Linked DNA regions of Mus musculus: all the other regions are linked to region 4. A link is a loop called in an ENCODE intact Hi-C map of the cell type or tissue named here. Cell type or tissue: left cerebral cortex. All regions are shown on one strand.

Region 1 (4,000 bases), 190 kb after region 4:
CTGATATCCTACGTGGCAAAGGAGGCCTTGAGTGTGTGAGTAACTCAAGGGGAAATGGGAAGATTAAGATTTCAAGGAGGGTGCAGCTGAACAGGGAGTCTTACAAGAAAGGACTGAAGTTGCAATGCTGTGGGGTTAGGAAAATGGACGTGGAGGAAGGGAGTGAAGGCAAAGAAACCGACCAGTACAGGAAGTGAGAAAAAGGGGTCCTCTCACCCAGGTGGTTCAGAAGCAATGCATTCTTGCTTGACACGCCTTGATTTTAGCCCAGTGACACCTCTGACCTATAGAACTGTTACATAGCAAATCTGTTGTGGTTTAAGCCAGTATACTGGTATACTTACCTAGCTTTTTAAAGAAAAAGTAAAAAACTCATTTGTCAAATCTCTGTGTTTGGGGGTATTTTGTTTTTGGTTTTGTTTTGTTTTGTTTTTTACAGTTTGTTTATATGCCACACCTAAAGCCCCAGGTAGGGAATGGAATTTTTGGTCCATTATAACATTCTAACTGGCATAGTCAACATCCAGGCAGGCAAAGTACCATTTCCTTCAAGATGTTTTATATGATTGAGTTTTTCTGTTGCTAACTTAGCAATCATGAACTTTGTGACTTAAAGTAGCACAAATTTGCTACCACAGTTTCTTTTTTTTTTTTTAATTGGATATTTTCTTTATTTACATTTCAAATGTTATCCCCTTTCCAGGTTCCTCCCCCACTCAAAAAAAAAAACCGCTCTCCTATCTCCCCTCCCCCTGCTTCTATGGGGATGCTCCCCCACCCACCCACTCACTCCTGCCTCCCCATCCTGGCATTCCCTTTTCTGTAACACATACGTCTGGTGTGAATCTTTCTGAGCTTGGGTAGGGATATTAGAAGAGCTACAAGTCCTCAACGGTTCTGGCCATAGTGGCCATAGTGTTCCCAGAACTCAGTCCTTTGACACTGGAGGCCCCAGGACCCTGTTCCCTTGCTGACTATCAGCCAAGGGCCATTCTTGTGGCTTCTCACCAGTCCTTGTGCGTGACTCCCTAGACACAGCAAATTCTCCTCATTCTGAATTCCCAGCGTTCTGCTGTTAACTTCTTCTTTCACATGAAGAAAGTTCTCTGCTAATAAGGCATGTAATCTCCCTTTCCAATTTATTTGGTTTTGTGAGACAATGCGTGCCCCAGGCTGGCCTTGAACTGACAATCGTCTGCCTCTATCTCCTAAATTCTGAGATTACTGGCATGTAATCCCACCACATTCAGTCACAATCTCCCTATTTTAATATCCTTAATCTTAATGACCTCTGCAAAGTTTCTTTGCCATATAACAGAAATGTAGTCTAGGGTTGCAGAGAGCCAGCAAAGGCATTTTGGGGTGGTATCTTTAGGGAGCTGTCCTACCCAATACAATTCTCCCAAACTTTACTTTGTGCCAAGACTGTACATGAATCTATTCTGTGCCCTGTCTGGCGCTAAACCCTTGGAGGCAGGAACAGCACAGAAGAATTCATCATCAGCCCATCACTCACTGGCTTCAACGGCTTCTCTAGGAGACAATTTATCTGAGCTGCTACTCCTCCAAAATTAGTCACAGTTGGGGATTTCATAACCACCTCTGCCTCACGTTGAAGGCCAGGCTTTCAAACACAAACAACAGCACTTACTTTTGCTCTAACCTCCTAAACTCCCTTGCTTGACGATGAAGACCACCACTACCTAACTGATTCGACATGTTCTCATGACATCACCGAGGAGGCTGGGAACCTACACCTTTAGCTCTTTCTTTCCTCTACAAATACATTTGAGTGTTTTGATTGATATTCTGAATCTACTTAGTGGATTTGTTGACCTACATAATTACAGCACTGGGGGTAGGTTGTGATTCCATTTGACAAACAGGAGTAGTGTTTCCTACTTAAAACTGCATGAAGTAAGATGGCTTGGCAGAGAGAGGCCATACCTATACTTAAAATAACCCAAATGCCTTGTTGATTTATTCCAAAAAAATACTCTTTTAGTCTATTTCATCAGAAATTCTGGCCCAATACTGAGAAAACAAAGCTAAGAATTAAAGAAAGGGGTGTCTAAAATTTGTGAGAATTTTATGCCAACATTTTTGTTAACTATTATTCAAGCAGAAGAGATATGTTATATGAATGAGCTGGTAAGATCCTCTTACTAGTGATGAGAATTTTAATTGTTTCTCTAGGGAGAAAGTCAAAGTTCTACCCATGATGGAAACAGCATCAGAAATATTAAAGCCACTTAGAAATATGAGTTTGAAACCTTTTGTTCTAACTCTCTACAGTAAGGTGGAAGAGAGCCTCCTTCTGGTCAATTGTATGGAAAGGAATTTTCTTTTTCTTCTTAAAGTTCTTTATCTACTTTCAAGCTGAAATTACAACCAGCTTCTTTTATAGAAAAAGATTCAATAATATTAACACAGAAGAGCAAATAAAAAAATCCTTGTCAACTTCCTTAGTAGAAACAAGCCCAAAGGCACACATACTTCAAAGTTAAGGAGGTCCTGTGCTCTTTCAACTGCAAGGTAATCATTTAGCACAATCAATCATTCCAAACAAAATGCAGCCCACACACTATGCTCTCCAATCCTTCATATATTTAGGACAAACTGTGTAAGCTTAAAAGTGAATTTTAAGTGACTTTTTCTGTATTAAAATATTTATTATTTTGGTGTAGTTTAGATGTAGACTCCTAATATGTATTCATAATAAGTGTACTATAGAAGCATAAATTGTAATGAGAACATTTTAATTTAAAATGCATCAATTTGATTAACTGAGACATTTTTTTTCTATCTTATCAAGTTAAATTATGTTCACAGTCAAATCCCTCAGTAACGTATGAGCTCACCCAGGAAATGTCCTGCCAAGAGAGAGTGCTTGGCACACACTAGGTAGCAAATAAATATTGAAAATGATAAACTTGTTTTTTTTTTATCAAGGTCTATGTAGTATGCCAATTTTCAACCATGTGTAAACTCTTCCAATTAAACGCTAACAAGGATTCCGTTTGTCCCGTGTCCAGCACACCTGAGAGTTTCTTCTCCTTTCATTGAATTGCATTCTGGAGAAGGACATATGTTGATATGAACTGAGCTTACTCTGAGTGTGAAATGCAAAGAAGTACCGGCTCTAGCTCCTCTGAGGACACAGGAGGATCTCAGAGCTGCATCCTAACATCTAATTGTATGGATGCAGACACGGCCACTTGCCAAGAGAGATAGCAAGTGGGGCTTGCACGCCTCCTTTTCTGTGATCTGAGGAAGCCTCCCGAATTCGTTTATTTCTGAGATTTGTTTTATGCTTACTAATGCACACGCATGTGCGTCTATGTGCACATTGTTGTGAGTTCCCATGTGTATTAGTCAGGGTTCTCTAGAGTCACAGAACTTATGGATAGTCTCTAGATAGTAAAGGAATTTATTGATGACTTACAGTCGGCAGCCCAATTCCCAACAATTGTTCAGTCGCAGCTGTGAATGGAAGTCCAAGGATCTAGCAGTTACTCAGTCTCACGCAGCAAGCAGGCGAAGGAGCAAGAGCAAGAGCTAGACTCCCTTCTTCCAATGTCCTTATATTGTCTCCAGCAGAAGGTGTAGCCCAGATTAAAGGTGTGTTCCGCCACACCTTTAATCCCAGATGAAAGGCGTAGCCCAGATTAAAGGTGTGTTCCTTAAACTCGGAGATTCAATCTTCTGGAATCCATAGCCACTATGGCTTAAGATCTCCAAACCAAGATCCAGATAAGGATCTCCAAGCCTCAAGATAAGGGTCACTGGTGAGCCTTCCAATTCCGGATTGTAGTTCATTCCAAATATTGTCAAGTTGACAACCAGGAATAGCCACTACACCATGGAAACTAGAGGCATTGGGGCCCCTGGAGATGAAGATACAGGCAATTGCAAGCTCACTGGTGGGCACTCAGAATCACACTCAGTCACTGGAAGAGCAGCTCTTCCCACTGAGCCATTTCTCTAGAATTCTTACTCA
Region 2 (4,000 bases), 250 kb after region 4:
AGCTTACCTTATGAAGCACGAGGCTGGTGGTGGGTCGTTACTCAAGCTGAAAACTTCCTGTGAAATGTTATGGGAATGTTATGCTTTCTACACAAAATGGACATGTAAAAGTAGAACTACTGTGTATTCACCAGTTTCTTGCTCTATTTGAATTCCTGCCCTGACTTCCTTCAGTGATGGACAATGAGGTTGAAGTCAGGGCAGGAACTCAAATAGAGCAAGAAACTGGAGCCAGGATCTGACACAGAGTCCACACAAGGGTGCTGCTTATTGGCTTTGCTCCTTCTGGTTTGCCCAGACTGCTTTCTTATAGAGCGCAGGGCCAGCAGCAGCAGGGGTGGCACTGCCCACAATGAGCTGGGCCCTTCCCCATCAATCACTGATCAAGAAAATGCCCTATAGGCTTATTTATAACCCAGTCTTATAGAGGCACTATTTTAATTGAAGTTCTCACTATTTTAACTGAAGTTCTAGCCTTTCAGATAACTTTAGTTTGTGTCAAATTGACATAAAACTAGCCAACACACAGGCACACACATGCACGGACGCATGAGTGCGCATGTGCACACAAATCATTCACAGAGAATAGATTTCATACACTATCAAACATAATGATGGTATTTTGGCTTCTCAGTAACAACAGCAGAAGCGATGAAGCAAGGCAGTGACCTGTAAGCTGAGAACGAAGATGACTGACCATGTAGCATTCTGTATCCAACTGAACTATCTGGTGTGAAGGTGGGATAAATGCAGCTTAGAATTTGGAAAATCTTAAAAGCTTCCCCTCCCATCCTAATATTCTCTGGAAGCTGAAGGATGAATCCATGAAAATAGAGAATGAGTATAGAGGACTCATGATTGAAAGGATACAATGTTAGCATTTGCTCTAGGCTCCGCCCAACAGTTACCTAGCAACAGCCAGGTAAGGCTGTAAAGGACTGTTCAGCTCTCGCTCTCTCTCTCTCTCTCTCTCTCTCTCTCTCTCTCTCTCTCACACACACACACACACACACACACACACACACACACCAAGGCTGGTCTCTTCCCCTCTTTCTTCCTCTCTCCTCTCTCTGTCCTCTGTCCCTCACCTTTCTCTGACTCTACTCCCTCCTCTAGGCCCCCTTCCCTTCCCCACCAAATAAACTCCCTTTTATACTAAGCCTGTGCTATGGTGGATAACTCAGAGGGAACGCCTCGGCATGGGCCTGCTGAGGCGCTCACACCATTTTATAAAACACAACACCCAACACAGAGAGAAAGAAGGAGTATTGAGTTCCTGAAGATGATAGAATATCTCTTCCAACGATGATAGAATATCTCTGTATTTGTTCTTTGAAGATTTTGACAACTGGGGAGAACATAGGGTTAAATTCATGGTAAGTAAATTCTTTTCATTAGCCAGCAAGCAACTCGTGAGGCTCAGACTGCAGGATCGCAAATTCAAGCACAACATAGAAACCCCTTATCAAGAAAAAACAAAAAAAAAAAACAAAATTAACAATAAAATTAAAAGTGGGTAGAAGAAAAGAATTACAAAAAAAAAAAAAAGAAAAAAGGAAAAAAGATAATCATTAATCTCAGAACAAACAAATCTTGAACCTTAAAAGGAAAATAATGACGTTCTGCTATAAATTACAAGTAACCAGGAGCCTGGAGCAATGTCTCCGTGTTAACTGCATGATCGGCTTCCTGCAGAGGACAAAGTTCCCAGTGCCCACAAGGCAGCGCGCGACCCATGTAATTCCAGCTCCGTAGGTCTGCCGCCCCCTTCTGGCCTCTGTGGGTACTTCCCTCACACGCCCAAACCTACATACAGACATGCACATGTACACATAATTTAAAATAAAATACTTCAAAATTCAATAAAAAGATTAACCATCTACTGAATGGTGAAAGTTATTAAAAATCTGGATGTGAATTCACCCACATATTTGAATGCATTAAGTGCATTATAAAGGATGGAGATGTGTGTGAGAGACTGGGAGGAAAAGGATGGCAGTAAAAAAGGATGAACCTTCATCCTCCATAGCAAGAAAACGGTAAATAATGGCTAAAACCGAAAACTCAAGAAAGACACGCAAGTATTTGTAAAACACCAGCAAAAATACCTAAGATAGCTTAAGTTGTTTGCTATTTGGCAATGAGGGTTGTGGAAGAAGAGGGTTTCATCAGAAAACCCTGTGCATTTTAGGAAGCACCTTATAGAATTACTTGACCAGGCTGTGGGACTCCACAGCTCTTTAGCCCATCCCCATTCCCGACGCTTCTTTTTTTTTTTCTTAATACATTGTCCAACCTGGCAGGCATGCCCTTTCTCCATTGTGACAGTAGCTGGGATTTTCACCTAACCTGAATTAAGCTTTTTTTTTTCCTAAGTTCTAACAAAAAATCACCCTTTTACTTAAAAATAAAATTACAATGTGTGTGTGGACATGGAATTTTGATTACAAAGAAAAATTTAAATTAATATAGCAGTAATTAAACATGTTGATGGAAGTGCCTAACACAGTGCTTCTCTCTGTAACACTGTGGTTCTCAACCTTCCTTTTATACAGCTCCTCATGTTGGGGTGACCCCCCCGTCATAAAACTACTTTCATTACTATTTCATAACTAATTTTGCTGCTGTTATGAATCAATGTACATATCTATGTTTTCCGATGGGTTGTTTTTTTGTTTGTTTGTTTGTTTGGGTTTTTTTGTTTTTTGGGGGGGGGGGCGGGGCAACTCCCTGTGAAGGGGTCGTGACCCACAGGTTGAGAACCGCTGCTATACTCTTCTATCCGGGTGCTCGGTAAACATGGGCTGGCTATTCAAGCAATAGCGAGAGCAGATCCCACATCATGAATTAATCTAACTTGCAAGGTTGACCTCGCCTCTCCTTCAGAGAGCCCCCCCACCCCCTGCAAAGCTGAGAGCATGTCGCTTAGAATCCAAACGCTGTGAAATTACAAAGCAACGCCAGCCCATGAGGAAAACAAGAATGAGAGAGAACAAGAAATTAAATCAAATCTTCATTAGAGGATAATTAAGGCCAACCCCCTGAATATTTCTGCATCCTCTCCAGGATGCTAATCATAGAAATTGATGGCGAATTGGTTTCTACTCCAGCCACCTCCACCACATGTCTGTGTTTATCACGCCTGCTCTTTGTTCCCAAATACCCTCTGAGGGTCTGAAATCATCAAAAACTAACCTACAACACTCCATCCAACTATGTCCCCCGACTCTAGTATGGGAACTGTACTATCAAGGCTGCTCGTGGCTTGGTCATGTTTTTGTTTATGCATTTCCCTGGCCTTTGGAAGATCAAATATTAACCTGAAATCATCTGGCCTAGTGCAGCCCTAGATTCCTGGAACTTGACTTTCTGATTCAATCAATCTCCACTGAACAGGAGGGCAGAGGACTTGCCGCCAACTGACAGGCCTGCTGAGTTTAACATTTCAGGCTCAAATTTTGGTTACTGTTTAACCAAAGCAGCTAGAAGTCGTTGTCCAGAGCAAAGGACATCTCCCCTTTCCTGGCGACTTGGGCTATTGATCTTGTGCCTCTCGGTTCCCTTTTCTGTCAATTTATGCAAAACCAGCACATGCAGAGGAGGATGGAAACGGTGATAATTAATTTCATTATGACTTTAACCTTAATATATGAGAGCAGACGAGAGTTTAATTAGAGAGTGTCTGACATTAATTTTCTTTTATTATGCAGCGTCTCTGTGCTGCCCCCCTGTGTCAGACCCTCTCGAATCCTCGAGGTTGCAATGCATGATGACTCGTTCGTTGCAGCTTGTGAGAGGACAGAAACGTCAAGCTCTGCGTAAGGTAGTCTTCTCGTGGTTGCACAGAACAGTGACCCAGTTGAATCCTGTGGCCTGCAGCCAATATAGAAGGACGTGTGCCCTGGTCATGGTAAACTATACTTACCTGAGAGCATTGTTACCAAGATTAAGTAAATAAAATAAGATAATATGGCTCTGAGTTCTGAGACCAGTGCCCTGA
Region 3 (4,000 bases), 110 kb after region 4:
TGTTACTCAATGCAACCCAGAGCCTAAATCATTTTAGGGAATAGGATAGGCCACATGCCAAAAGATCAGTTATGCTAGACAATATGAGAAAAGAGGGATCAATAATTCCTTAATCTACTTTATTTTAAAAATAATTTATAGCTGCATTTGCCTCATCTTTTGGTATCATGAGATATAATCTTAGCAACAGCCACCCTGTTGTGTTTGATTGCTAATAGGAAAGGCTGGAATAGATGTAGTTACAATCACCGGTATAGAAGTTTTAGCAGCCCAAACCCATGGTGTAAAACCACCATGTCTTCCAAATATAGTTCTCATCATTTTAATTCGAGCTCCATTTACCAACCTGGGAATGACTAGAAGACATTCTACAAATGTAGCATAATTTAGTTAGGCTTTGAGTCAAAAGCCATTAATGCTTATAAGTGTAAGTTGATACCTGTATTATTCAATATGTATTTTGACTCATTTTTTTTCTGAACAATGTGGACAAATGAATCACTTGTCAGTTCTACATCAGATTGAATATGTCTCTAGAGACATCATTAGAAGGTAACAACTGCCGGCCAACGGCATGAAATACTTCTTTGCATGAGCTACAATTTACTCAATGAAATATTTCTTTCAGGCCAGTTCATCTTGAATGCATTTTAGTTTTTGAGTAATTACCAACATTCGTCTTTAAAAGTTACTCCTTGGGGCCTAGGTGTATGTAGATCATATACAGAAAAGCTTATTTCATCTTAACAACCCCTCAGAGCTTTAGATTCTGTACTATTTAGACAAGAAGGCTAATACTATCTCTAACTCTATGAGAGGCAAAGGAAAGCAGTGGATGAAATGGCACTGAGTGGTACTGCAGTTGGGCAAGTGGCTTTGACAGTGAGTGGTGATCACCATGATGGGGCTTCTAATTCTGCATTATATTTCTTGAAGTATTCTCAGGGAAATATTTTATGGAGAGCTGAACTTAGAGAGGTGCCAGAGTAAACCTGCCTAGGGACTCATCATCAGTCCAGAGGCAGATAGTACAAGCAGGAGGAGATCATCTAGCTTTTGATCAGATGGATGGGTGAACTACAATTTTCACATTCTCTGTTCTCTCTTAATTTGATAGCACATGACTCCATAGTCTAAGAAATGTATTGTCGTTTTTAAAAAGATGCTCTGATGAAACACTTGGATCTTTTCTGATGTGATGAAACAAAATAGAAGAAAATGGAAGTCATGAATAAAAACAAAAATTGGGTTATTTCCAAGTTTTCCATGCATTGGAATATTTGATCTGGTGTGTGTGTGTGTGTGTGTGTGTGTGTGTGTGTGTGTGTGTACACGTATGTATGTACGTATATCTAGAATAGAAGTTAGAATCACTATGTTGTTCATTATGAAGACTCAGGGAGTTTATTACAATGGTCATTTCTCCTAATCTATCATTTGAGGAAGGTGGGTAAGGTACTTCTTTTCAGTTCTAGGATGAACACCACTGAACTCCAAGTGTCGCAAATACAGCTGAACATTCACACTCTTCATCTTCAAGTGAGTCCTTCTTGCTACTCCGTAATCCTTATATGCCTATCTTGGCACATTTGTCATAGTGATTCCTCAATTCCGGGTCCTACTTAACCATCCACATCAGGTATATGTGAATTCACACTCTGACATAGGCACAGGCCTAGCCCTAGAGTTTGGTTTGTTAGGAGTCCGCAGTACAATGGTGAGACCTCTCAAAGCAGTCTTGGCAGAGTTAGCTCCTGCACAGTCATAATGAGCAATGACTGAGATTCAAGGGTTTTTCTACATATTGATTCAACCATTATTTTTCCCACGTGCATTTGTTAGAAGGCAAAGTTGGAGAATTGCATCAAATCTTTAAAAATCAGATCGTGTGCCCACTATATTAATTACATGGTCCAGCCTTACTTTGTCCTTCTAAGAAATTGCTAAATGACCTACTGTTGCCATTAAAAGTTTGGTCCTGACAGTAGAGAGTGAAACCAGGAGACTATGTTAAAATTAGAATAAGCTTTAAAAGGAATCACACATCTGACCAAGGTGGTAAAATTAGCTAAAATATCTGCCAAAGAAAAATGGGAAGTTCTAAGGCACCAGATGTCTCTGTGGGCTCCAGATTTGGAGTTCTCTCTTGCCTTTGAAAGCTTCTTTCAGAAGTATTGAGCCTTATAATGCATGTGGCTTAGCATATGGGCTGTTATTTTGCACTTCTCTACTCTGAGTCTGCCTTCTCAATCAGGATCTCAGCAACTTTTCTAAGCTCAGTGATTATCTGGGGGTATGAGGTTTTCAAGAGAATTAAGCAAAAGTTGTGTGTGTGTGTGTGTGTGTGTGTGTGTGTGTCAATGAGATGTAGTATTTCTATCTTCATTTACATTTCCTTATAAAGACTCAGCACAAAACGATTCAGAGTACATTCTTCCTTTTTAAGAAAGTCTTTTATGCTACCATTGGTAAGCTTGATCTTCTTGTGCAATTCCTAACAATGGGAAGAGGACTCTTTTGCCAGGTTTTGGGACCCTTTTCTTCATTCTGGGTTGCCTCCTCCATCCTTAATAGAAGGGGAGGTGACTAGTGTTGCTGCAACTTGATATGCCATATTTGGTTGCTATCCATGGGAGGCCTGCCCTTTTCTGAAAAGAAATGGAGGAGAGTTTTATTGGGAGGGGAGGTGGGGGTTAGAAACTGGGAGAAGAGGAGGGAGGGGAAACTACACTCAGGATGAAAACTGATGGTAGTGGTGATGATGATGATATGATGAAAGTCTTTTACAATCTGGGCAGTGGTGATGCACAGTTTAAGTCCAGCAGTCGGGAAGCAGAGGAAGGAGGATCTCTGTGAGTCTGAGGCTAGCCTGGTCTATAGAGCAAGTTCCAGGACAACCAAGGATATACAGAGATAACCTGTGTCAAAAAGAAAGTCTTTTATATTTTTTTTTGCTCAAAGTGGAGTAGTAGATACAAGCAGTCTCCTCATATCAAAAGTCTTCATTTTTATTTTTTTTCATAAAGGGCAATTTAAATGGCTAATACTAGAGGCACGTGTTTCTCTTCAACAACAGCAATTTGCTAGTCCAATGATGGCATAAGAAGGGATAATTAAAATAACAAAGAAAAGATCTATAATATAAAAGAATGAGTTGCCTAATTTCAAAACAGATATTTTCATTTTGATTTCATTTTTCTTTAAGGATTGTCCAAATATTTCACGCTATGGTCTAGAAAAATAAATTACTGTGGTGGTAAAATACTGACCAGCAAATATTACTTGATGCCCTGAATGTGAAGAGCTTGCTAGTTTACTCATTTTTTTTCAACATTTCAAAGGTTATGTATGTAAAGAAAGGCTAAATAGATGCTTTCATACCTCTTGATAAATGAGTAATAAGAAACATCTTTTTCTTATTACTTCGTTATGTGTCTGAAGAAATCCGTTATACAAACTCAATTTCAAGCTCTTTGGGGGCGGTGCTATACAGATGGCTCGTTCATTTAGAGCATTTGCTGCCCTATTAGAAGCCCCAGGTTCCGTTCCCAACACCCACGTGGCAGATCACAATTGTCCTAAGTTCACTTCTTAGAGATCTGACACCCTCTCCTGGCTTTGTGGTTGCTGAGCCTGCATTACGTCACTGAATCTCTCCCTTTCTTCCCTCCAGCCCCTCAAGCATGCTCTCCAACCCTTCTTATGTTCACCTACCAACTCTCAAGCTGATTGCTTCTTTTTCACTGATATAAATGCATATATGTACGTGTGCAAATACATGCATATATGTATGTGCAAATACATATACATAACCTGCTGAGTTTGTGTGTGTGTGTGTGTGTGTGTATTTATGGTTTGGGGGCTCACAATTTAGGATTGGGACAACCAAAAAGGGAATTCTCTGTCTAGGGTCATGATCTTGTGAAATTCTCCTCTGTCTGCATTAAACTGCCATTTTTCTGATCCTTTTTCTACAGCCATTTCTCGAAGAGACCATTTC
Region 4 (4,000 bases):
ACCAGTTTAGATTTCAGGAAGCAAGTGCCAGAACCTTAATTGTGACCTTTTCATTCTAGTGTCTGGCCCATGCAAACTCAATCAGGTTCAGGAGCCGATAATTACAATAAAAGTTCCATGTTCCATAGAAGCTAGAGGAGGGGAAGGGGTGTCTCCTAAGTTCCCTACAATTAAACGTCAATGAGGAGCAAAGACCACAGCGATAACAGAAGAGGGAAGTTGCACTAAAATGAGTCGCTAGATTTTTTTTTCAAAGATGTATTTATTTATACCCGTGACTTATTTATATTTAAAAATTCATACTGTCTTTACAATACATGTGGTACTTAGAGCTGCAGAAGTCCGATTTTGACGTACAGTCGCCCAGCTTAGAATGCATTTCTGCACAATCCATGGAGATCAATAGACTCGGGGAAACAAATATGTTGATGGATGAGGACGGCTCTGAAAACAACCAGGTTAAGGTAGCCACGTTGCTGGTTTCACAGTTATTCTCATGCTGGCAGAACCAGGGGGTTACAAAGGATTCCTCCCTTTTTGTAAAGGGGAAAAGGGAAAGAGGGGAAGAAGGAGGGAGGAAAAGAAGGGAAGAGAATGATATGGATAGTGAGAAAAAGAAGAAAGAAACGGAGGATGGTGAACAAGAAAGAGAAACCCAAAGAGGGGCGGGGGAGCAAAGCTAGGATGTATGGATGCTAGCCAGCCACCCAGCCAAGTGCTCCAGTACCCGCAAGCCTGCATCCCTCCCTAACAGACTCTGGGATCAGGCTGTAGACTTAGGGCTCCCTGGCGCTGACAGCCTTCCCCACAATGCCAGTGCAAGCAATGTGTGATGCTCCAAGTAGCCCAGAGCATCCAGCCCATCTGAACCCGCCACTCCCTGGACCGTGCTCACCACCGCCGCCCCCCCTCCCCGACTTCTCCTTAGCACCCCCACCCCATCACTAGTCTCAGGGTGGGGGGTAAATCTACAGGAGAGCAGCATGGGGGAATCAAAAAAAGGAGAGTGGAGGAAGCAATCAAAATAATTTTTAAATAATGTGATAATAGATGCAGGGGAAGTGCCAGGGAGGGTGCCCGTGGCAAGCACCTGGGTAGCACAGCATGCTGTTGCAAATCCCCCAGGCTGCGTGGGGCTGGGCGATTTTCCACAAAAGGAACTTTGCAAGAAGCGCGGCGGTTTTGCAAGGCGTAGAGGAGATCGCAGCGTTACCTGGCCGAGGTCAACGCCGGCGGGCCGGCCGAAATCCTCAGGTTTGCGGTCCTGAGCCACTTGATCGGGTTACTATGGAAATCGTCTTAGGGAGGACGCGAGCAAAGCAGGAGCCGGGCACATCGTCGTCCGCCGCCGAGCGGGCGCGGGACCGGGCGCGGCGCCTCTTCCCCCGGCCCGGCTCGCTCTTTCTTCGCTCTCGGCCGGGCCGCGCCTCCCCGCCCCGCGCCGCCGCCGCCGCCGCCGCCGCCGCCGCCACCGAGCAGCCCGCGGGCCGAGCCGAGCTCTCGCCGCGCGCAGCCGGCAGCCGAAGCGCGAGCTCGCAGCAGCCGGCCTGGGCGGCGAGTGGCGCTGTTTCCCAGCCGCACAGCTGGGATTTAAAGAGACAGACCCGTCGCCCGGCTCTAGGGGGCCCTGGCCAGGAGGGGAGCCCCGCAAGCTCACCCAAGGTTCACCCCGAGAGCCCAATAGCCCCAGCCCGCTCTCTGGGTGAGCAAAGTTTCCTGCGGAGAGCACCTCTTCCGTGACCTGCCTCAGCCACCTCTCCTGACTGCAGAACAGGCTGCAAGGAGAGTAAGGGTTTAAGGGGGAAATGATTTGTATGCTCAACAAGTCATGCACCTATTTTCAGCCGCTCTGGCTTCCGTCCTTGTGCACCGACTTTTTCATTGAAAGCACACAGGCAAACGCGGGGGAAGGGGGGGAGGGGGAGGAGACTCTTAGTTTCATGTCAGACTCTAAGCAGAGATGCGTGGGTTTGGAGGAAGGTAGTGGTGGAAAGATATAGCTGTCAAATACCTTGGATTCCCACCCCTACCCCACCCCCACCCCCCCTTCCAGCTAAAGTAATGTCTCCTTTTCTCTTCCTACCCAGGCCTGGAGAACGTGCTTAAAGGTACATTTCAACCACTACTCCAGCATCGTTCAAATGCTCCCTTTCTCTAACAGCCTTTTCCCTGCAGCTAGGAACACAGGGTTGAGGGTGAGGTGGGGGTGTCTAGCAGAAAGAAGACACTAGTCTTGCCCATTTCTACCCAAACTCAAAGCTACTTCTCAGTGAGCACATACATCAGAAACAGACCATGATAAGCAACATGCATAGTTTGCTACTACCATGCACAGGTGGAACTAAAGAAATTACAACCCAATAGGTTCTCCACTCCAACCAATGCTCTTCATCACTTCGTATACGACCCGACCCAGGACCTTTGTTGAACTTCAACACAAAACTTCCCCCTGGAGAAAAGGAAAGGGAATTCTCTTGAGATACACAGATCGTGGATGCTTCATAAATATGGAGGGGGCTAATGGAAGCTGTCCTGGGGAGGGGCGAACCCATGTCTAGACTATCAACACCTGGCAAGCAAGATTTATTCATATTCCTTCTTTCAGTCTTAGACTTTATAGGTTGTATGAGCTGTGAACATAACCTTCCCACCATAGGGCTTAAGTTTCTCTCTGGTACCTCACTATCCGCTCAGCTCACCTCTGGAACCCACACCTTGCATCACCATGCAACCTTCATGAATGGACTTTTGGTTTTGGTTTTGGTTTGTTTGTTTGTTTTTGTTTTTGTTTTTGTTTTTGACCTTTCCTCCAGAATAAGCCTTTCAGACAAAGAAATGTGGCCTTGTAAGTTCCTAAGTGCCTTCAAGAAAGCTTCTTATACCGGACAGTGGCTAACAAAACAGCATCATAATAAAACAGACTCTTGAACAGAAACTACTGAAACAAAGTAACTGAGACTACTTAACAGGTCCACAACATAAAGTTGTGATTCACAGTTATAGGCTGCAGAGTCCACCGTCTAGATGCCAGCTCTTAATCAGAGGAGAGACTGGTTTCTGTCTCTGACAATTCAAAAGTTTTATCCCCGTGGATGCTGATGTGTTGAAACATCTCTTTGAAGATATTTAACTCTGTTAGAGAAAAATCTTCATGGTATGGTCAGCATCCAAAGGCTCCACCTGCTGATGCTGTTGCATTGTCCAAGGTTTCAGCATGAAACCTGAAGGGACACAAACACTCAAGCCACAGCAAAGTGTCTTTCAAACCCTGGCATGTCACATGACCTGCAGGAGTTACATAAGCAAAGATTTAGGAGTTCTCGAGACCAACATTCCCCATTCTATTGGTCTAGGAAACTCATACGTATTTGTGTTTCAAACCTGATCCAACTTGATGTTCATTTTGCTGGTCTGGGTTGGACTTTGAGAAACACTGGGGGTGTCTGAGAAATGCTGGCCAGTGGCTTCTCAGATCTTAGTCCTTGGCCACTTCATGCCTCACAACAACTCCAACAGGTGACAGTCATTACCTGTGCCATGGTTTTCCACTCAAGCCACATTCACTCTCCCCCCTGTCAAGCTTGAGTGTATCTTCCCACCACGGTATCCAGGCAACTTTTCCTCATCTCCTAAGAGGGTGCTTTCTCAGAATCCGCACCAAAAAGCTGCAGGTCCCACACCCAAGTTTGGGTGCCACTCCCCTATGACATCTCTTTGCTTACCTGCTACCTACTAGGCATTATAATAATAGGTTTATTAGTCTCCCTAGACTCTGTGTGTGTGTATGTGCGCGCGCGCGTGTGTTTGTGTGTGTGTGTGTGTGTGTGTGTGTGTGTGTGTACTGATGGGAGCCTATTTTCTTTCCACATCCAAGTGCCTAAAACCCTAAGGCAGTGGGTGAAGCCCATCTGCAGCAGCCAGAATGAGAAAATACAGTAAGTGAGACTTTGATGTGAGTCTTTGATGGCTACTAAGTGCATTGATGACCAAAGTCAAAACT
Region 5 (4,000 bases), 110 kb after region 4:
GAATACTCTTGGAAAAGGAGTCTACCGTTACACATATATGTAATCAATTCTCTAAGAACCTCACATGCAAATATTTTTATCGGACTCCCCACCACAACACAACACTCCTCCCCCTAACTCCTCACAGATTCAGCCCCATCCAGCCTTCATTTCTCCCTCACAGCTTCAAGTCCTTTGTTTATTATGATCCACTGAATGCAACTCTTGCTGACCCTAGAGCCATCTACTGGAACATGGACGATCTACCAAGGACCATGCCCCTTTAAAAAAAATTGACTCTTATTCTCCTAGCAGCCATCAACTGTCAGTAGCTCCTCTTCAAGGGGCAGAGCTTGTGAGCCACTTCTCCCTGCTTGCTGGAAAGTTGATTCGGCTTGATCTTGTGCAGACAACCACAGCTCCTGAGTTCACAAATTCAGCAATCTTATCATGTCCAGAAAACTGTTTCACTGTAGTCCTTCCAACCTCTAGCTCTTACAATTCCACCCCTCACCTTTTCTACAACGTTCCTTAAGCCTTGAAGGTTTGAGGTATGGTACAGATATCCCATTTATGGCAAGACAGTCCATAGACATGTATTCTCTGCACTTGAGCCAGCTGTGGGATTCTGCATTACCTACTGTATATTGCACCAATGAGCCTCTTTGATAAAGACAGAGATGTGTCATCTATAGACCTAGTGATATTTTATCCCTCGATCTGCACACAAATCAGTTCCAAACATTCACACTTCAGCCCTAGACTTGAAACTCTTCTTCTAGAGGAAAGAGAAACATTTGAAGCTATACAACCAGATGAAAGGAAATAGGACCAACAAACAACAAGTGGGGCCTCATGGAATTAAAGATCTCCTGTAATGAAGCCAGAGACCTCGAACTGGACTGATGGCTCATTGCAATGAGCATTTGCAAGTAAAGATGTGTGGACAGAGGCACACACTGTGGGACACACAGTAACACACTACAGTTCCCACAATGAGATGTTTTCTATGCTTTGTTTGTTTGTTTGTTTGTTTGTGGCTCTTTCATTTTGGGGTGAGGTTGCAAAGAGATATGAAGGGATGGGATGGTGAGTGAGACTGAGGTGCATGATGTGAAACTCATGAAGATTCAATAAAAGGTAAAAAAAAATCTGAACTACAAAGTGTATCATTACTCTATTGAAGAGGTGGTCTATGGTGTGTGTGTGTGTGTGTGTGTGTGTGTGTGTAGGCACAGGCATCCGCTCATAGGGGAATCTTTGCCAGCTATATGTCTGACAGAGGATTAATGTCAAGGATATAAAAAGAACTCAAAACTTAAACACCAAAACCAAAACAAACAAACAAACAAAAAACCAGACAGCCCAATTTTAAAAATGGACAATGGAACTAAACAGAGACTAATAAGAAATAATTATAAAATAAAATATATAATTAAATAATTTTTAAAAGTGTCCTGCATCTTTAGCCATCATGGAAATGCAAATGAAGATGGCTCTGGTTTTTATCTTCTGTCAGACTGGCTAAGAATAAGAAAATAAATGACAGCATAGGTTGATGGGGATTTGGGGAAAGGTGACCCCCCCCAATCCAGTGGGGACGCAAATGGTGCAGCCTCTATGGGAGTCAGTGCCAAAGTTTCTCAAGAACCTAGACTAGACATCTCACGTGATCAACTCACACCACTGCTGAGCATTTACTCCAAAGCTCCACATCTTACTGCAAATTAAAGATTTATATTCAAAAACTCTACTAGTTGAGAATTGCATAACTTTCTGACAGATGAGTTCTAACTGATATGGAGATTTCAACTGAAGGTTTCATATTGACATAAACAACAAATGGTATAATAAAGTGCATTTGTAGGTTTTTTTTTAATGTAAAAGAAGCTCTCTTTCCATGATTCATGGACAATTATATCCTGATTTGCTCTGGTTATCATAGGGAAGAGTGGGGTCAGGCAGAGAGTGAAGAGTGAGTATTTTGCTGGTAAACAGAGGACAGAGAATCCATGTGCAGGATATATGCCTAGGATATTTCTCCCTCTGGTAATAATAATCTTTCCCATAGTCTTATATAAGAAGACATCATCTTCTTTAATAGAAGCAATACCAAAAAAAGAAGAAAATGAAAACAACTAGCAAAAACAGTCAACAAACTCTTCAATCGATTCGGTATCTTGCCTGTGACATTTTGTTTCACTTGGCCCTCTGTGTCAATAAACTCAATAAAAGCAAACATTTTGCTTCTAAGAGACATCAGGGAATTCAGTAATGCCTAGAAATCTCTCAAATGGTAGTTTATGTAAAAACCATAGTTTATGGTTTATAAAAGCATAGATAGAGCCTTACATATGCTCTATGGTTTTATTTAAATATGTATATGTGTGTGTGTGGAGGGGGGAGGGAGAGATGGAGGAGAGAGATTATATTTAAAGATGGGAGCTACATTTTATATTTACCTTCCATTTTAAAAATCCCCATGCTCCGTGAACATCTGCAAGCCAATGTGTTGTGTTTACCGGACAAACTAAAATCTCAGTACATCTTCACTTTGTACTATGGACACATTACTCAGGTATTGTACAATACTACTTCTGTATTCAGCATAATCTTTTTTTGTTTCGTAAATATCTGAAAGAGCAAAGAAATGATGATAATAAGAATACATACACAAACTAGCACAATTCGAAGCTTCATTTTCTCAGTCCTAGTTTGGATTGTGTGGATGACTTGGAATCTGAATTTTGCTAACACTTCCTGTCTCTTCAAAGTCTATACCAATGCCAACTTTGCATTTTTAGCCTTTGTCTTTATTATGAGTACCAAAAATAGATGGGAGCGTCTGTTTTTAGAGTTGGGGGAGAAACATGTTCACACTTGCATAACTCACGCAGTTGGGAGAGCTTGGAATCAACGGTCTCCAGGAAAGCATCCGTGAAAAGAGAAAGAGCTTTCAAACCTCAGTGGCTCCAAAGAGAGAAAGACTGGAAAAGAATTGTAAGGAGATGGAGAGCCTGTGACACAGGGCATGGAGATGACCCACATCCAGAGTGAAGAGACCTTTATTCTGGAAACACTATGGTTTAGAAATTTTCAGATGCGTGAGTTGGGAGTGGGTGTGGTTATCAGTAAAATTTCCTGAGTTTACAGATGTTTGGAGCTCCCATGTTAGCTAAACAACACTTAGTCGGAGAATATAATTTTCAGGATGGCTTTTGTGGTGAGGATGATATTGAGAAAGCTGGTTTGCAGGAGGCAATAACCAAAATTGAGCTTAGCTATGTTCTCAGAAAAGAGGGAAAACGTGGAACCAAATAAATGTCAGAAAAGGGCCAGTGTGCTGGGGTTGGAGGTATGGGAAGAATCAAACAGCAGAAGCCACTGCAGGAAAGGGCACAATTCAGGGAGACTGAGTACTACACTTCTGAAAGGGTTTTGCTTAGAAAGTGAAGTCTTAATGAACTGTGTACTCAGAGTGACTTCGACAATCCAGCATGCAAACAGGCGAACACACAGTCCCCTGTCAGAGAACAAGGCATATGCCCAATGTCTGTGTGGGCAGATAAAGTGAGCCTGAGTTGCTGTAAGTTAACATTCCCAAGAAAGCATGATTAGTCACTTGGGTCCCCAAGGACGAAGCTTGTGTGTGTCCCTATCTGCTGGTAATTATCTATTCACATCCTCAACACTACCTTCTCAAGACGTGGGAAACTTGTTGGCCATTCTTCACTCCATTGCAAAATCAACAACAGGATGTCTGTGTTCACAGTGGCGTTCACTCCCTATTCTTATCCTGGAGCTAAGGTTTGCTGCTATTGCCTTTGACAGGGACCAGTAAGATTTACCCTCTCCTCCCTCTCCCTTCTTCCTTCCCCGTGTGACAAAGAATGCTCTCATGAACTCTATGAGTTTCCTGAATCTGGCATGTCAACATGATGTCAATGAAACATGTTAATACAATTCTCTGAGTTCTTGCCAGATCTAGTGTAATTGAGTGTGCTCATATATGAGTGAAACC
Region 6 (4,000 bases), 280 kb after region 4:
TAATCCCAGGACTTGGGAGGCAGAGGCAGGTGGACCTCTGTGAGTTTGTGCCCAGCCTGGTCAACAAAGTGAGTTTCAGGACAGCCAGGGCGACACAAAGAAACCCTTTCTAAGACAGACAGACAGAGAGAGAGACAGAGAGAGAGATGAAGTGTCAATGGCTGTGATACATTCAAGAAAGCTAGCCTAAGAATCTATGGGAAAAAGGAAGAGCCAGCTGAGAGAAGTACTAGAAGCACAGAGAACATAGCAGATGAAATTGTTGCAAAAAAAAAAAAAATGCCCAAGTCTAGAGAAAGAGAAAGTCAAACCCAAGAGGTGTTCAGAACCTCAATGGACATGAACGAAGAAACGCTTGGTAGCAGTTATCATAAAGATGTCAAAAATGCAAAGCAAAGAAGTTTTAAAAGCTATAAGAAAAAAGAAAACCCCAAGTAAGTTACTTACAAAGGGAGGACCATCAGAATATTATCAAGTCTCTCATTAGCGCCCTCTAATCTAGGAAGCATAAAATATGACACATATTCAGCCCCTGAAAATAAGTGACTGCCAGACAAGAGATATAGCATGCAAAATTATATTATGTATATATATACATATATATAATTATCTATTAAAATTGATATAGAAATCAGGATATCTCAAGACAAACATAAGTAAGACAATTTATGAGACCCACCCCACCACCCCAGCAATGCAGAAGATACTTAAAGAGATATTAAACACAGAGAACGAAGAAAGGCAGCCTCGATCATGACAACCCAAGAAAGTTTACATTCCACTAGGGGAATGCCTGAACAAAGAAGAGGTAGGAAGCAATCCATTTTGTCCAGCATAGAGCATCAACAGATTCTTCATACTAATAGGAAAGAGAGCAAACAAAACAATTCAACCAATCAGAAAAATAGCAAAATTACAGACATTACTAATAAGTGCCTCTGAAAATTCACTTAGTTGTAAAAAGCCTTAACTCACCAATAAAGAGACACAAGCCATCTGACTAGATTTAAAAGAATAACTAAACCCAACCTCCTGTAGCCCACCAGATCCATGCCTCAGTGGTATAAAGACTCCCGCAGGCTGACTCGAGTGGTGGGAAGCATTTAAAAGAAGAAAACAAACAAATAAACAAACAAACAGAATATGGAAACAAAATGACAGATGGGATTATGGTGTCTGATGGTTAAAATATATATCTTATCACTATATGATAAAGAAAAATATGTGTCAAATGCTGAGCTTCCTTATAAAATGAACACTGACAGTTGTATAAGGTCAGGTAGGTCTTGATACAATGACAGAGAGTGATTTCAGCATCCCTCCTCTGGGTAGGTCACGGACGCTAAAAGCCAGCAAAGAAACTTCAGAGTTAAACTACACCACAGACCAAATGGACTAAATGGGTGTTTGCAGAACAGCGCATCCCACAGAAGAGAGACACATTGCTCTCAGCAGCCCTCCCTAAAACTGACCACATTCCAGACCAAGTTTTAACAAATCCAAACTTGGATTATCTCTTATATCTTATCAGATCACAATGCAAAAAAAAAAAAATTAATAAAACCAAACCTACAAGAGACTACACATGGAAAGTGAACAGTAAGTTCTTGAGTGACCAGTTGATCACTGAATAAATCAGAGAGGAGATTAAAAGCTCCCTAAAATGAAAATAAAACATGGAATTGCCAGAACCTTCAAGATACAATTCTAAGAGGAAGTCTTATATTATGCTAACATATATATATATTGTATCATACCATATTATATTATATTACATTATTATATTACATTACATAATATTATATTATATTATATTATATCATACTATATTGCCAAAGGATATATCTCGAGGAACCCTAGTTCCTCGAGAACAATCCATGTCCACCAGAGCTCCTGGACTTTATCCTGGATATTGTAACTGTAGATCTTCGTGTTGACTTCTTAAAACAAGGAGTCTGGCGGCCAGAGTGCAGTCTGTGACAGAAATTTCTAGCTGCCCCCAAGAGTTCCTGCTCTTCACCATAACTCTGTGGCAACAAATGTGGCACTGTCCACCAGCGCAGCTAGAAGTTCTGCTTCTTCCCTCAAGAGAGGGTGAGAAGAGTAAGAGATCTCTTCCCTAGTGTTCCTAGCGCCCCCTAGTGTCTGTGCCCTACAAGCTGAAATAGACAGCTCGGAGCTCTGCCTAAGGATAAGGCAGTGGAAGGAATGGGGTAGGTCCGAGAGCCCCCACCCCCAGGAAAGGCACACACACCCCCAAATCCAGGAACAATTAGCAGACTTGAGTGAAAAATAAAATCCCCTTGCTAAGCCGCTGAACTTCAGGGGTTTATTTGGTATAGAAATTGGTGTCCTCCTAAAGGATGTGAAGGAGACTGTTGCAGGTCTCTGAAAAGCGTTCCATCAGAAGTAACAGTCTTTGTGCGTTGGAACCACGGGCAGAATAAGAAGCCTGGCCGTGGACTAGCAGGGATCCGAGCGTGGCGGAAATTGAACAAATATGGAGAGGAACCTGAAGGAGTGATTTATAAAGCAGCAGCCTACGAGCCAGATCTCTGAGCACCACCTATAACCCACCAAAAAACATTTGTCCTTGACCTTGCATGAATATTTGGAGCAGAAGGGAGATGCGGTGTGACATTTTAATTGGCTTACTTTGCCTGTTCTTCAGGAACACGTCACAGAGGGATTCCAAGTAAGAAGGTCTGTTTTGAGACTATTAAAATTGAAGGAGAGTGGTACCACGTGGTTACAATCAGGTGGGACGACGGAGGGAAAAGCCCGTGTTTGGGTGCTCTGTGCTAGCACCAAAGGCTTCTTTCTAAAATTCAAGCACAGATGATACTTATTTTCATATGGATGGATGGATGGCTTAAGTCAGAGACCTGTGTGCACGGGCAATAGAGCAGTGTAGGGTACATTTGTCCAGCCTAGGTGTGCAGCTTATATTTATATCAGTTGAGTTTTGTGTTCTTTGCGCGGGCATTTTGGGGTTGGAGATTTACCGTTATAAATCTGACTGGTATTTTTATAAGTCTCTAATGTTCCCATTTCATGGGGCTAAGGGGAGCTGAGTGAGCGGTAGCTGGCTGTCTGCTGGCCAGCCACAGGGGTGGATGGCCTAAAACTATACGCTACACAAGCAGAAAGTGGCTCCCAGTTTCTCATAAAGTACAGGGTGTCCTCTGTGGTGAAAATACATGATAGTATTATTATTTCATTATGAGTGTTAATAATTAATGCATAAAGAATAAATGACACCAGCGAAGGCTTTTATGAATGCACACTGAATTGCCCAGGCCATAAATATTTTTATTGAGATTTAATAACATATTGTCTTAGTCAGGGTTTCTATTCCTGCACAAAACATCATGACTAAGAAGCAAGTTGGGGAAGAAATGATTTATTCAGCTTACATTTCCACATTGCTGTTCATCACCAAAGAAAGTCAGGACTGGAACTCAAGTAGGTCAGGAAGCAGGAGCTGATGCAGAGGCCATGGAGGGATGTTCTTTACTGGCTTGCTTCCCCTGGCTTGCCCAGCTTGCTTTCTTATAGAATCCAAGAATATCAGCCCAGGGATGGCAATCACCCACAATGGACCCTCCCACTCTTGATCACTAATTGAGAAAATGCCCCACAGCTGGATCTCATGGAGGCATTTCCTCAAGGGAGGCTCCTTTCTCTGTGATAACTCCAGCTTGTGTCAAGTTGATACACAAAACCAGCCTCGTGTGTGTGTGTGTGTGTGTGTGTGTGTGTGAGTGTTAATCTTTTGTGCGAATAAGATTGCCAGTGACTTGAAAGGCAAGACTTGGGGGCAGATCAAAATGCCACCTGTGATTACCCTTGCCCACTTCCTCGAAAAACAAGAACTAGGCTGCCTGTATTAGTTAGGGGGTCTCCCAGACCCAGAAAGAACAGGACATGTTTGTAGAAACACACCGTTCTAAAAGAATTGGCCAGCAATTCAGAAAGGGAGCAGCAGGCAGGTGGAAAG
Region 7 (4,000 bases), 140 kb after region 4:
AATGTAGACATAAACAATATAGCAACACACCTAATTACCATTGGGATTCTATTTAGAGATGGGGCTTTGAGGTTGAATGAAATAATACAGGATGTGTACTAATACAGTATGATTGTTAGGCTCAAAAGGAAAAGAGCCAATCACTATCCATACTCAACACAAGCAACAGCAACTGCTATCATGGAGGGGGAAATGGACTCTTAAATTATAGCTACTAAAATGATTTGGACAATCATAGTAATCAAGTCCCAGAGGATCATGGGCCACTCTTCTATTTTCAAGATATTAGGAAGCAGGCTTTAGTTCTCATGTAATGGCATCATAGATATCTAAAACTATATGGGGTCTAAATGTTATTAGAGAGTAAGAACTCTATCTCAATATGAACAAAACTACTGTCCTGGGAAAGATATTAAGATAAAGAAAAGAAAGGAAATTCCAGATTTTTCATCCTATGAAACAACAAAGTGCCCTCGTTAAACTTGTGAAATTCCTATTGCAACATGTAAGAGGGGCTGTCTGCATAAGAAACAGAAGATCTGTCTAGGATACCCATGGAAGATTATGAGACAATGCTTCTCTTACACAAACCTGAGAAAGCAGATTCAACATCTTTATTAGTTGTCAGCTTAACAAAAATCTACACTCACCTGTGAGATGGGCTTCCGAGAATGCCTGGGGGAATTACCTTGATTCTGTTCATAGATATAGGAAGATCTGCAATCTGCCTAGTGTGGGTGGCACCATTCCCTAGGCAGGGGAAGCTGAACTTGTAAGGCTAGAGAAAGTAAGCTGAACACTAACACACGCACATGTTCATGGCTCTCTTCTTCTGACTATTGATGTAACGTGACCAGCTTAGAGTTTCTGACACTTGGGTTCTTGAGGTTTTGGGGGTGTTGTTGTTATTGTTGTTGTTGTTGTTTGGGGTTTTTTGTTTTTTGTTTTTTGACACTTTGACTTTCTTGTCAGGATGGACTGTAACCTGTAACTACAGCCTAATAAAACAAACCCTTGATCTCTTAGGATGCTTTTGCCAGGGTATTTTATCACAACAGGAATAAAAAAAAAAAAAAAAAAAAAAAAAAAAACTAGACAGAATCTTCTATGTCAATCAGTTTCATTGTCAAATAAAATCTTGCGATCTTGAATTTAGACAGAACAGATTTTAAAACCAAACAGAATTTTGCAAATGGCTTCTTGAAGCATTTCCCAGGTCAGCTACTTTTCTATAAATGCCTTTCAAATATTTACTGCGGTAGCAATCAACCTTGGGTTAAATGTAGCATCTTCTGTCTCTGCCCTCACTGTCTAACGAGCACCAGGTTCATTTATAATATTAAGTTTCTCCTCAGCTGCATTACACTAGGGAAAACTGCATTTCTTTTACAACTTTAATAAATAAGACTATCAACATGATTAGCAACATTTAAAAATATTCTGAGCAGAGCTTTTTAAAAACCCTTTTATTGTAGCTATAGGCTTGCAAAGCAATGAGAAATGCGGTGGGGAACACAAGGAGACTCTCATATTGTCAATAGTTTTCCCTTGCTTACTAATTACACAATCCTCAACAGACAGTTAGACATGAGGTGTGGAAGAAACATCCCCTGAAAGAGAATACACACATGGACTGATTGCCCCTCTGCATTCTCCAAGGAAAATCAAAATAGGATTTAAAAAAAAATTAATGAGGGGGCCTGGAGAGATGGCTCAGCGGTAAAGAGAACTGGCTGCTCTTCCTGTAAAGAGGAGGTAAAGAGGAGCCTGACTGTATAATTTACAGTCATCTATGACTCCTGCTCAAGAGACCAAGGAATCCCTCTGGCATCCACGAGTCCCAAACACTCACATCGTGCATAGTCAAACACGCAGGGGAAAAAAAATCCATACACATAAAATACCATAGTAAAGTGTTTTGTTTTTTGTTTTTTTTTAATTACTGAGGGAAAGGCCCTTCAATAAACCCATCCGTTCAGGAACAAAGGGGTTAAATGTGTTTACAGCTCCCAAGTTAGTTTAGAGATAGCAATAAGGAAGTTTCATGGGACTTTGAACCTCCGTAGACAATGGAAGGTGTTTGTTCAGTTAGCTTTTCCAAAAAAAAATGACTTCCTGCCAAGCAGTTGGCTGTGACACTCACACACAATAGTCTGCACTTCCCACACAAGCCACTGAGAAATACTGATTTCCTGTGGGCTGTTTCCGAGGACTGCCATGATGGGAAGAGTGGGCAGAAGGAGGGAAGCGCCGCACTCGGTGCTTACAGTCTATTTCTAACAGTGCCTGAGAAAGCAAGCGCTGAGCTATTAACGTAATGAGCTTGGATTCAAAATTAAAAAGGGGGAGCCACAAAGCAGCACAGGCCGGCCACGAAGGGACGATGGCCTGAGTCCATAAGGATGTGAATGCCATTACTCATTAACACACACTCCACTTAAGGAAATCCTTAGGAAAAGCAACTGAGTCGAGCTAATGAGTCGCCTCTTCCTCCGATACTGGTTTTCATTGTCTACAGAGGGTTTCCCAACCTCCACTATCTGCTCACTGGACTTGATGGTATATCAACTTATAGAGGGAAATATTCGCACCCGGATGGTGTGCTAGGTCCTTTATTTATTCATCAAAAAAGAGAGAGAGAAAGAAAGGAGAGGAGGGAAGAAAGAAAGATGGATTTGCTCACAAGGCTATAATCTAAGGACAAGTATTGATTGCTGAAACACTAAAGGAATATCTAAAGCCAGGACAATATCTTTCAAGGTCAAGCTAGCGCATGTGTTGTAACACTGTGGACTCCACACAGTAAGGCGCCACTATTCAATTTCAAAAGGCTCATGGCAAAGGTAAGAATTTTAGGTGCCTTTTTTTTTTTTAATCTTTAACAATTTCTCTCCCTCTCTTTGCAAGTTTAACAGTCTGCTTCCTGGTGAGCCAAGCAGACATTACTTAGGAAAATGGGAAGGTTAGCTGGGGAGTGTCTCAGTTTGGTGAGGTTCTGGCCTCTCACATGGGAATTTGGTGGTTCGGGCTCTGGCTCTGTATATTGCACGTGCCAATAGTCTCTAGAGGGAAAGACAGGGGGGACCAGAAACAGGTTGTCCTTGGCTACATGGTGAGTCTGAGGACAGAGTGGGCTACATGAAACCCTGCCTCAAATGGATAGCAATAGAAATAATGCAAGCTCAGGTTTATTAAGGACTTGCCAGTGATGAAGCTTAAGAGAAAGCTCTTCACAAAGGGCACCTCCTTTAAGCCACATCTTTTATACTTACAGATGATATAAGTGAGATTCTGTAAATTGGTTGCTGGCTGAGGCAATAGCACCGAGAAGTAAAGCTAAATTTTACATCAAAGTCCCAAACCTCATACGTTACACCCCTTTCTTGGGACATCCTGTATATCACAAGAAAATCACATCAAGGAAATAAGTCTCAGTCTCTCTCTCTCTCTCTCTCTCTCTCTCTCTCTCTCTCTCTCTCTCCTTCTCTCTCTCTCTCTCTCTCTAAGAATTTTACCTGGATATGAGTCTTAGAATATACTGTTGATTCATATGTAGCAGAGGATTGCCTTATCTGGCATCAATGGGAGAGGAGGCCTTTGGTCCTATAAAGGTTTGATGCCCCAATGTAGGGGAATGCTAGGGAGGTGAGGTGGGAGTAGGTGGGTGGGTGGGTGGGTGGGCACCCTCATAGAATCAGGGGGAGGGGAGGGATAGGGGGTTTGTGTAGGGGAAAGTGGGAAGGGGGATAACATTTGAAATGTAAATAAATAAAATGACCCATTAAAAAATATACTGTTGAGTGCCTTGCAATCCTAATAAGTCCCTTTCAATCCTAATAAGGATGGAGAGAAAGGGAGGGGAAAGGTGAATGTGTAGACTGCCACTCAGCCGGTCTCACCTTGTATTCTCTGTGCTTGCATTTCAATCTAGGAAAAGCAACTTCACAAAGCCAACTCATTTGGTTCCTCTAAGTGTAGCTTAATTATTTGACAGCCGTCA

The links. Hi-C counts contacts between places; a loop is a spot of excess contacts. Peaks named below come from ENCODE experiments on the same cell type or tissue, not always from the same donor. Only the 100,000 strongest peaks of a DNase experiment are listed, where the experiment ranks them.
Region 1: a loop joins it to region 4, with 3 times the contacts of the local background. A loop is called at or near these places in 9 of 42 quality-filtered maps.
Region 2: it touches region 4 in a loop (2.1-fold over the local background); 2 of 42 quality-filtered maps call a loop at or near these places.
Region 3: it touches region 4 in a loop (2.8-fold over the local background); 4 of 42 quality-filtered maps call a loop at or near these places.
Region 5: it touches region 4 in a loop (2.4-fold over the local background); 4 of 42 quality-filtered maps call a loop at or near these places.
Region 6: a loop joins it to region 4, with 8 times the contacts of the local background. A loop is called at or near these places in 6 of 42 quality-filtered maps.
Region 7: it touches region 4 in a loop (2.2-fold over the local background); 3 of 42 quality-filtered maps call a loop at or near these places.

The regions. Positions count from the first base shown.
Region 1 is chr10:110,648,752-110,652,751 of GRCm38, forward strand. No RefSeq gene overlaps it. Among named protein-coding and RNA genes, the nearest start is that of 9230102K24Rik, 50 kb to the left of the region's middle. In left cerebral cortex, a CTCF peak has its summit at 2,315 (motif pointing left); DNase peaks (open chromatin) are centred at 1,565 and 2,300.
Region 2 is chr10:110,704,135-110,708,134 of GRCm38, forward strand. No RefSeq gene overlaps it. Among named protein-coding and RNA genes, the nearest start is that of Gm36751, 22 kb to the right of the region's middle. In left cerebral cortex, CTCF peaks have their summits at 1,766 (motif pointing left) and 3,718 (motif pointing left); a DNase peak (open chromatin) is centred at 3,708.
Region 3 is chr10:110,561,546-110,565,545 of GRCm38, forward strand. No RefSeq gene overlaps it. Among named protein-coding and RNA genes, the nearest start is that of 9230102K24Rik, 37 kb to the right of the region's middle. In left cerebral cortex, no CTCF peak of the experiment used is centred here; DNase peaks (open chromatin) are centred at 1,766 and 2,173; H3K27ac peaks cover 1,269 bases.
Region 4 is chr10:110,454,437-110,458,436 of GRCm38, forward strand. It overlaps a transcript of Nav3 not described here. Among named protein-coding and RNA genes, the nearest start is that of 9230102K24Rik, 140 kb to the right of the region's middle. In left cerebral cortex, a CTCF peak has its summit at 1,605; DNase peaks (open chromatin) are centred at 53, 787, 1,133, 1,613 and 1 more place; H3K4me3 peaks cover 2,231 bases; H3K27ac peaks cover 2,308 bases.
Region 5 is chr10:110,567,855-110,571,854 of GRCm38, forward strand. No RefSeq gene overlaps it. Among named protein-coding and RNA genes, the nearest start is that of 9230102K24Rik, 31 kb to the right of the region's middle. In left cerebral cortex, no CTCF peak of the experiment used is centred here; DNase peaks (open chromatin) are centred at 2,471, 2,831 and 3,534; H3K27ac peaks cover 1,427 bases.
Region 6 is chr10:110,731,393-110,735,392 of GRCm38, forward strand. No RefSeq gene overlaps it. Among named protein-coding and RNA genes, the nearest start is that of Gm36751, 4.8 kb to the left of the region's middle. In left cerebral cortex, a CTCF peak has its summit at 2,140 (motif pointing left); a DNase peak (open chromatin) is centred at 2,131.
Region 7 is chr10:110,598,378-110,602,377 of GRCm38, forward strand. It overlaps 9230102K24Rik (RIKEN cDNA 9230102K24 gene), which reads left to right and starts at 2,273. Exons shown (of 3, transcript NR_028438.1): 1 at 2,273-2,843. In left cerebral cortex, a CTCF peak has its summit at 2,174; a DNase peak (open chromatin) is centred at 2,207.